2 separate regions of the Homo sapiens genome follow, and region 2 is linked to region 1. The links are chromatin loops, found by intact Hi-C in ENCODE. Cell type or tissue: mammary epithelial cell. All regions are shown on one strand. Each heading gives the region's core, and the rest is flanking DNA. Links, peaks and the distances in the headings are about the cores only.

Evidence for each region. A loop is a pair of places that touch in the nucleus more often than their neighbours do. Peaks named below come from ENCODE experiments on the same cell type or tissue, not always from the same donor. Only the 100,000 strongest peaks of a DNase experiment are listed, where the experiment ranks them.
Region 2: a loop joins it to region 1, with 7 times the contacts of the local background. A loop is called at or near these places in 6 of 110 quality-filtered maps.

What each region holds. Positions count from the first base shown.
Region 1 is chr3:73,846,620-73,851,023 of GRCh38, reverse strand. All of the region lies in intron 2 of LINC02005 (long intergenic non-protein coding RNA 2005), which reads right to left. Among named protein-coding and RNA genes, the nearest start is that of LINC02005, 40 kb to the right of the region's middle. In mammary epithelial cell, for the core only: a CTCF peak has its summit at 2,668 (motif pointing right); no DNase peak of the experiment used is centred there.
Region 2 is chr3:73,453,803-73,458,206 of GRCh38, reverse strand. All of the region lies in intron 3 of PDZRN3 (PDZ domain containing ring finger 3), which reads left to right. Among named protein-coding and RNA genes, the nearest start is that of PDZRN3-AS1, 170 kb to the left of the region's middle. In mammary epithelial cell, for the core only: a CTCF peak has its summit at 2,256 (motif pointing left); no DNase peak of the experiment used is centred there.

The DNA of each region.
Region 1 (4,404 bases), core at 192-4,191:
TACTTAAACAAGTATTTATATCATCTTCAAATTCTTCCCTCTACCTCTCCCACCCCACCTCCTCAGCACTTTAACCACTCCCCCAGTTCTGATTTTTTTCTCTCTTGGTCTCTTCAGACATCGTAGATGTATCCACTTTGATTATGCAGAAAATTTCACTCTGTCTGTGATCCTACATTCATGCTTACAATCCTGAAGTCATCTTCCATTTTCATAAAACAAGGAAATTCTTGGCTTCTTAGAAAGTGCCGGAATTGCAGTGCTATTTACAATAGCAAAGGCATGCAATCAACCTAAATGTCCATCAATGATGTACTGAATAAAGAAAATGTGGTACATATATACCATGGAATACCATGCAGCCATAAAAAAAGAATAAGGTCATGTCCTTTGCAGGGACATAGATGGAGCTGGAGGTCAATATCCTCAGAAGACTAACACAGGAAAAGAAAACCAAATACCACATGTTCTCACTTATAAGTGGAAGCTAAATGATGAGAACTCACGAACACACTGAGGGTAACAACACACACTGGGGCCTTTTGGAGGGTGAAGGGTGGGAGGAGGGAGAGGATCAGGAAAAATAACTAGACTTAATACCTGGGTGGTGAAATAATCTGTACAACAAACCCCCATGACACAAGTTTACCTATGTAACAAACCTGCACGTGAACCCCCAAACTTAAAAGTTAAAAAAAAAAGTAATGGAGATATTAACAATTTTTTGCTACTAACAATAGTAGTACCCATCTTATGGTATTGTCATACAGAGATGTAATCCATATTTATGTGTTTAGCATAGATCCAGCGCATAGTTAAGTGCTCAAATCTTAGGATACTGTGATTACAGTTCATCTTGTTTTGTCTTATAAGATTATAGACACGTTAAGGGGAAGACCCTTATTTTATTCATCTTTCAATAAATAGCACAAAATTCTGTTCTCTGCCTTGGCTCCACATCAGTCACCTAGAGACTTTGAGCAAACGCTCAGGTCCCCATTCCACATCAGGCACATCAGAATGCCTCAAGTGGGGGCCTGCGTATCAGTGTTTTCCAGGTAACTTTACTGTGCACCCTGGCTTGCAACAACCATTTAACCTATTACCTTACATGCAGCAATAATAACTGCTACTGCAGGTCTCACTCTTCTTACAGGATAAGCATTATCCTAAGCGCTTTTTTGCCTGGATTACCTCATGACAGTAGTTGCTAAAGATCCCCAGGTAATTCCAATATACAGCCGAGTTTGAGAACCGGTTCCTTATTAAACTCTCACTACCGCCTCTTGCAGTAGAGTGTGTTGTTATCCACGTCTTACAGTGAAAACTGAGGTTTAGGGAGCTTAAGCAATGTGCTGGAGTCCTTCAGACAGCAAGTCAAGGGTGAAGATGAAATTCTGACTTCATTCACAGGTCTCCAGGCTTTCTTAGGAGGAAACAAGTAAGTGTTGCTAGGTTGAGTTCTCTTGCCCTTAGCCTCACAGCAGTTGTTGCTAAGTGGGAGAAATGTTCTTGTGATGCTCCATTTTCTTTTCCCTGTCACAACCCAGGTCATGTTTTTCACTAGCTGTTCATATTGGTACTGCATTTCTACCCTCTCCATGATGCTTCTTAGCCAAAGAGATTTAAAAGCCCTGATATGTTATTTTGTACCATAAAACAAATCCTGAGATCTTGGCATACTTAAAGGAGGACATGCCTTGATTTCAAATCCATATTTGCAAATAAGAATATTCTCCCATCCTGTGCATTAAGATATTTGGTAATAATAATGACCTACTTTTGTTATACTGCTTTATAGATTTTAAATGAGGTAAGGTGGAATAATGTCTCTTGAACTCTAAAAGGTTTGCAGTTTGGGTTCTAGCTATGCGTGTGAGTAAAATTTTAGTTACCTAAGAGATTTAGCTTAATCTCATAAATGATTTTAATGTAAGAGAAAGTAGAAAACAATCTAAGCCAACATTTCCCTTAAAGTCTTGATAGAAAAAAACCATAATTCTCTAGCTGGAAGAAAGAAGTAGCCAAGTCATAGTGTTGCCAACACATAAAGTATATGTTTACCCAAATGAAATATTTTTGATTTGCTAATTTATGAAGCTGTGCAGTTGGGCTAGGCTTTTCTCACTGGTTCCTCCTTCTCCCTACACTACTGTAAGCATGCAGGATTCACCTTATCCCCCATTCACCTGCTCTATAGAAGCCCCCACTTCCAACATCCAGATCAATGGTTCTCAAGCTTTAGGATACATCAGAACCACCTGGCCAGCCTATTAAACCACAGCGTTCTGGACCCCACCCCCAGAGCTTTTGATTTGCAATTCTAGGAGGTCCAACTATTTGCATTTCTAAAAAGGTCCCAGGCATTGCTACTGATCCAGGAATAACACTTTGAAAACCATTAAGTTATATGATCAAATGATCTATTAAAAGCTGAAAAATTTGTGCTTTTTCTGAAATTTCAATAATCAGGAGCATGAGGGTAAAGCATGAATATCTTTTCATGTCTAAAGAAGCACTTTGACTAACAGGTGCTGACAATAATATATTAACAAAGCAACAAGTATTTATTGAGCCCTGCTACAGTCTAAGTAGATGCCCCTGCGTCTACTTAACATTGGCAAAAGCAACGAGGTATTGTGAGAATTGTAGCAGCCCTGGTTACCTGTAGGTGGCAGAATATTCTAGCATAAATGACTTTTTAAATTTTTCTCGTAAAATGATTGATAACTTTCAGAAAGATTTACCAAAATCACTGTTATTTTTAAAAAGAGAAGGAAACATTTTAAAGTATAATGGATATAATATTCTATACAAGAAAAGGAATGTTATAATTTGCATCATGTATTTGGTAGGTATTGAAAAAGCAATATTTAATAGTGCTTATGAAAAATAAGTATTAAACACTATATGCAAAGCTATGTATTAAGTGTTTTACATGAGTTCTGTGGCTTAATGCTCGTGGCAAGCCTATAATGTTAATATTCCGGTTAAATAAAAAAGAAATCTAAGGCTCAAAATTCTACTCATTCTTCAAGTCCTGTTACATGTAGGCTTTTAGTTGTTTCATAAAGCTTTTGCTTAACATCCCTTTATAGGAAGCAATCTCGTGCCTTCTTCCTCCTCTCCATCTCTCATAGTAGTTTTCATATTGTTTGTTGGATTACTGGTGTTCGTGTAATCATCATATTCCTCCTTTGCAAGAATGTTGTAAGAATTAAAATTTTAAATGAGGCAATGTATATAAAAGTAATTTGTAAACACACACACATACAAATTATTATAAACATATTCTGTTTAGTGAGTTGAATGGTGGACCTTGTAAAAGAAAATCTCAGAACCCCAAAAGGAAAAAAAAAACTAAGCTGAAAGCTGAGTCCTGCAAGAAACTGCCTTTCCTTTTGTTCCTAAGCAGATAGTTACAGACGAAAGGTAAGATATCTCCACAGCGAGCTGCTCTAGGTTCACTTTATCTTTATGTAAAGTGATGATTTACTGAACATGAGTCAAATACACGATTGACTATTCTGCTCCTTTTCTCTTACAACATGTAGATTCAGTAATATGACCATACCCTCCCCCTTTCCCCTCCAGCCTGCTTTTCCCCTTTAAATATTGAAGCCCTCAAAATCATCTTTGGAAAAAGGAACGGACCACAGACTGCTTCTGTGATTGTGTATTTCTTTTTTTTTCTGGGCATGTTCTTAACCTTGGCAAAATAAACCTCTAAATGATTGAGATCTGACTCAGATACTTTTGGGTTTAAACCCCAAAAATGGTATGTTCACATCCTAATCTCCAGAACCTGTTAATGCAACCTTATTTGGAAAATGAATCTTTGCAGACGTAATTAAATTAAGGATCTCAAGATTAGATCATCCTGGATTATCCCAGCAGGTGCTAAATCCAATGACAAGTGTCATTAAGAAGACATACAGAGAAGACAATCACAGAGAGAAGAGAAGGCAATTTTAAAACACAGGCAGAGACTGGAGTTAGGCAGCCAAACACTGAGGAAAGTCTGGAGCTATCGAAAACTGGAAGTGGCCAGGCACAGCGGCTCATGTCTGTAATCCCAGCACTTTGGGAGGCCGACGTGGGAGGATCACTTGAGATCAGGAGTTCAAGACCAGACTGGCCAACATGGCGAAACCCCAACTCTACTAAAATTACAAAAATTAGCCTGGTGTGGTGGTACTCACATGTAGTCCCAGCTACTCGGGAGGCTGAAGCAGGAGAATAGCTTAAACCTGGGAGGTGGAGGCTGCAGTAAGCCAAGATCATATCACTGTACTCCAGCCTGGGTGACAGAGCAAGACTCCATTTCAAAAAAAAAAAAGAAAAGAAAAAGAAACTGGAAGAGGCAAGGAATGATTCTCCTCTAAAGCCTTGAGAGAGAGTATG
Region 2 (4,404 bases), core at 135-4,134, 390 kb after region 1:
AGAAAGCAAAGCCACCCCAAGCTAAACTGTAACCCATTGACAAGGGCCACATTTGGAGGGTCCACTGTGCTCAGAATCCTTCAAGGGAGAAAAAGAATAAAAAGCAAGGACAGACCACATTTTTCCCCACTGGTAACAGAACCTCGGTCTCTGAGCCCTGTGTGCCTGTCTCTCCAGTTTCCCTGGTAGAACTGCTGCTGCCTCTGCCATTGCATGTCTGTTTCCATCTGGTCAGGCTGCTATAACAACATGCCATAAAATAGGTGGCTTATAAACAACAGAACTTTACTTCTTGCAGTTCTGGAGGCTGGGAATTCCATAATCAGGATGTCAGTAGATTTGATGTCTAGTGAAGACCCATTTCCTGGTTTATAGGTGATGCCTTCTTGCTGCATCCTCACATGGTGGGAAGGGCAAGGGTGCTTTCTGGGGCCTCTTAGAAGGGCACTCATGGCATTCGTTGAGGTCTCAGAATCACCTGCCAAAAGCCCCACCTCCTAACACCGTCACATTGGTGATTAGGTTTCAAAATACGAATTTTGGAGAGACACATACATTCAGACTACAGTAACATCTCTGTGGTGGCAAGTACTGGGCTTGCAAAATGATGAGAAACAGGACCAGGCCAGATACCGAGGAAGAGGTAAGGGAATCCAGGGGGCACATGGAACAGCACGCACCCTAGGAGTATGGCTGTCAATATCCCAGAGTTGGTTCTCTCTGGAACCCAACAAACCCATATTGGGCCATTCTCCACTCAGTATACCATTTCTTCACAAACACTGTTTCTCTACTCCAGAGCCTTGATGGTGCTCTTAATATGAGCTAAGGTACGGCCGGGCACGGTGGCTCATACCTGTAATCCCAGCACTTTGGAAGGCTGAGGCACGTGGATCACCTGAGGTCAGGAGTTTGAAACCAGCCTGGCCAACGTGGTAAAACCTCATCTCTACTAAAAATACAAAAATTAGCCGGGCATGGTGGTGGGCGCCTATAATCCCAGCTACTTGAAAGGCTGAGGCAGGAGAATCACTTGAATCCAGGAGGCGGAGGTTGCGGTGAGCCGAGATCACGCCACTGCACTCCAGCCTGGGCGACAGAGTGAGACTCTGTCTCAAAAAAAAGTGAGCTAAGGTAGAAATTTCTTTCTCCCTGCCATGAATCCATTCATATTACTTTTTTAAAGTAAGCATTTTGTTTTAACATACCAACAGGATACATACATTTTAAATGGTAATGTCTATTAAGTACCAGGTGTTTTTTTTTTCCCCCTACTCCCCTTCTGGAGAGACCATCCTCTCAAAAATCAGCAGAAGAAATTCGTAGCACAGAAATCAAGTTCTTTATATATTATTTATCTCTCTGGCTAAATTTTATACCACGCTGGGCAGTATTTATGCCTGTGGTATGATTATAGCTACCTTTAACATTTGGCCTAGTCTTGAACGTTGGTCCAGGAAACAAAACTTTTCAGCCCTACGTATCTTGCTTAACCTATCAATGGTTGAATAAATGGATGCCTTTTATCTTAATTCCTATTTATACATGACGATGTTATTGTGATGGGAGGCATATATCTGTGTACTGTCCTATCAGTCATTTTATTCTTCAGGGGAAAAACTGTGAACATCATCTGGCTTCAAATTTGGAAATGGTGACTATTTAAAATGTTAAGCAGGACTTAAGGCAGATAGTTTTTTAAAAAGAATAATTTTATTTTTTCTTTCTTTGTAGCAATAGACATTATTTTGTTTCACTTCTGTCAAATCTTTATTCAACCATAAATGTAAATCTTGATTGCCTTTAGAAGAATAAGATTGGCTCACTTGGGACTTTGTTTAGGATGAGCAAGGCTAAAATGAAAGCTCCTGTGATATCAGGGTCAGATACAACAAGTATTTGCCAACTCTAGGAAAGTTTCACCATCTGACCTTAATTATTCCACAGAAGGGAGGGTTTCACCATGATAACAAGGAGAAGCGCACGCGCGCACACACACACACACACACACACACACACACATTTTTCTTCTCTTCAGTACCTAAGACGTCAACATTTATACGTAGACCATATGAACAATGTATTAGGTTTCTGCCCTAACACCATTCCAAGAAAGCAAAGCCCATTTTCTGATACTAACAATTTAGTTTTTGAATCTGTTTCTTCCTTCCACCATTACCACTATTTTATAAGATACCCAGAAGAAATGGTTATTATTTATGCAGGGTTTGTGCTCCCTCTGCTGGTTCTGTAATTAACTAATAAGTCTAATTCCCATAACTATGCTGATGTCATCAATTATTTTTGTGCATGGACATGGAATTACCCAAATCAGCATGTTCTGCTCAAACATCATCAGGAAAATTAGCAGGGGGTCAGAGGAGGACAGTTGGCCTAGCGAAGAAAGTGTACCTTTTGATTTGTCCAAGTCTGTATTTGAAAAACCTAAATGCAGTTTTATGCTTTTATTTGCTCCATGCTAGAGAAAAACGATCTATTATTATTTAAACTAGCATATTACATCCCATCCTTTCAGAGGTAGATAAGGTTGGAGATAAATAAAGGTTGTTCATCTTTTGAACAAGATTTATTATAATATCTGTTTTGCAAGTGAGAAAAAATTAGAAGTTCAGAAATCATGTATGCCTTGCTGCTGAGAGTCTCTGCAGGCTAAAAAAGTAGATTTCTATAAGTGGCACATAATGGCCAATGCCTTGACTTCCCAGATCTGATATGTCTTTTTCACAAGTGTGGAGTCGGGACATAGCCATTTCTTAATGTCAGCACAGCATCATGTATTCATGAAGACCATAAGCTCTGTAGCTGGGTCAACTGAGGTTTAATTCTGGTTCTAGCACTTACTCTGTAATCCTGAGAAGGTTAGGGTACCTAACTTTCTAGACCCCACCTTTCTTGTCTACAAACTGAAAATAATATTGTTGGCAAGAGTTCTTACCTTGTAAAGTCATTGTAAGGATTAAATGAAATAACAAATGGTACTTAAAGTAAATGGATGATGATGATGTTGATCTGAAAATACTCTGGTCATTACTCATGGTGATTCTTTTTCCAACATGAAAGCAGCTTCTTTTCCTGATAATAAAAACTTACTGTGAAAACTGGGAGGGTAACTTTCAAATGATAAGGGTTCAATACTCCAGGAAATATTGTACTCATAAACAAATAGTCTGAAATAAGAGGGGCATAATTGAATGGAACTCCAGGAGAAATTAGTCAAGATAGTGTAGAAAATCAAGACATTTCTTACAGATGATAAGTCAGTCCAACCAAGATCGCAATTAAAAAAAAAAAAATGAAGAAACTTTAAAATGGGTAAAATCCTAATACATAGAGATGATATTTGAGTATATATCCTTTGGATGTTTTGTAGTATTTGTTCATGCTTTTAAAAAATCTATTTAGTTACTTGTAAAATAATGCCACACTTTTCAAGCTTTTTTGAGAACCTCCTTATTCTCAATCAGTACCATATTCTGGCCATCTTTCCATAGCAGTAAATGTGGATTAATGGTCAATATTATTCTTGGCCTCCTTGGTCCTGTCACTCTTAGCATTTATAGATACCACCCCACCCAGTTCAATGACTGTATTCTTAGATGATGCAGATTAATTCCAATAACAACCCAGGCAAAGCAAACAAGTAAATCCAGAGTCAGGATAGGTTACGTGTCGTCCTTCCCAAAGTCAGGTATCAGGAACTCTTGGACGACTCAAATCAGCCCCTTTTTCATTACCTCTTCCAAAGGAGAGTGGTCTGGAGACACATTGATGTTGCAGGGCCTCACCCTGCTCAGGAGGGGGTTGAGGTGTCATTGCTGATGGGTTTTGGTGAGGGAAAAGAAAGAGGTGGCTCCAAGTGCTAGGCCCCTTCCTCTCCCTACTCCAAGTTTCTCTACACTCTCTGGTTCTCTGGCTCTTGTAGGCTTCTCAGAGACTCTCTGGGTTTGTATAGATGGTGGTTATTTCTGCCATGTGTGGGAAACTCTTGTGAAACATATGTGCCAGGGGTAGGAATCCCAGGCCTCCTCTCCTGCCCAGGGGATACCATCATCTATGTTTGTTTTTAAGCTGGTCTTAAAATGAGGAATCTTGTGCTGGAATAGCTTGCTGTGATCTGTTTAACTATAATTTTTACCTGTACTTTTCACAGGCCTGGCCTACTCTCTGTCGTGAAAATATTTGGAATTTATACTTTAAACAGTGTAGGCCACTTTGGTTGTTGATTTAAAACATGCTAGAGGTTTTTATAATGGTTATTTATATTGGCCAACACTGACCCCTCTGCAATGACCTGTTGATGTTGGACAAGGATAAGAGGCACTGAATACAATGCAGGAAATGGAAAGAGATCAAAAAGAATGAATATGTGAGCTTAGTAACAAT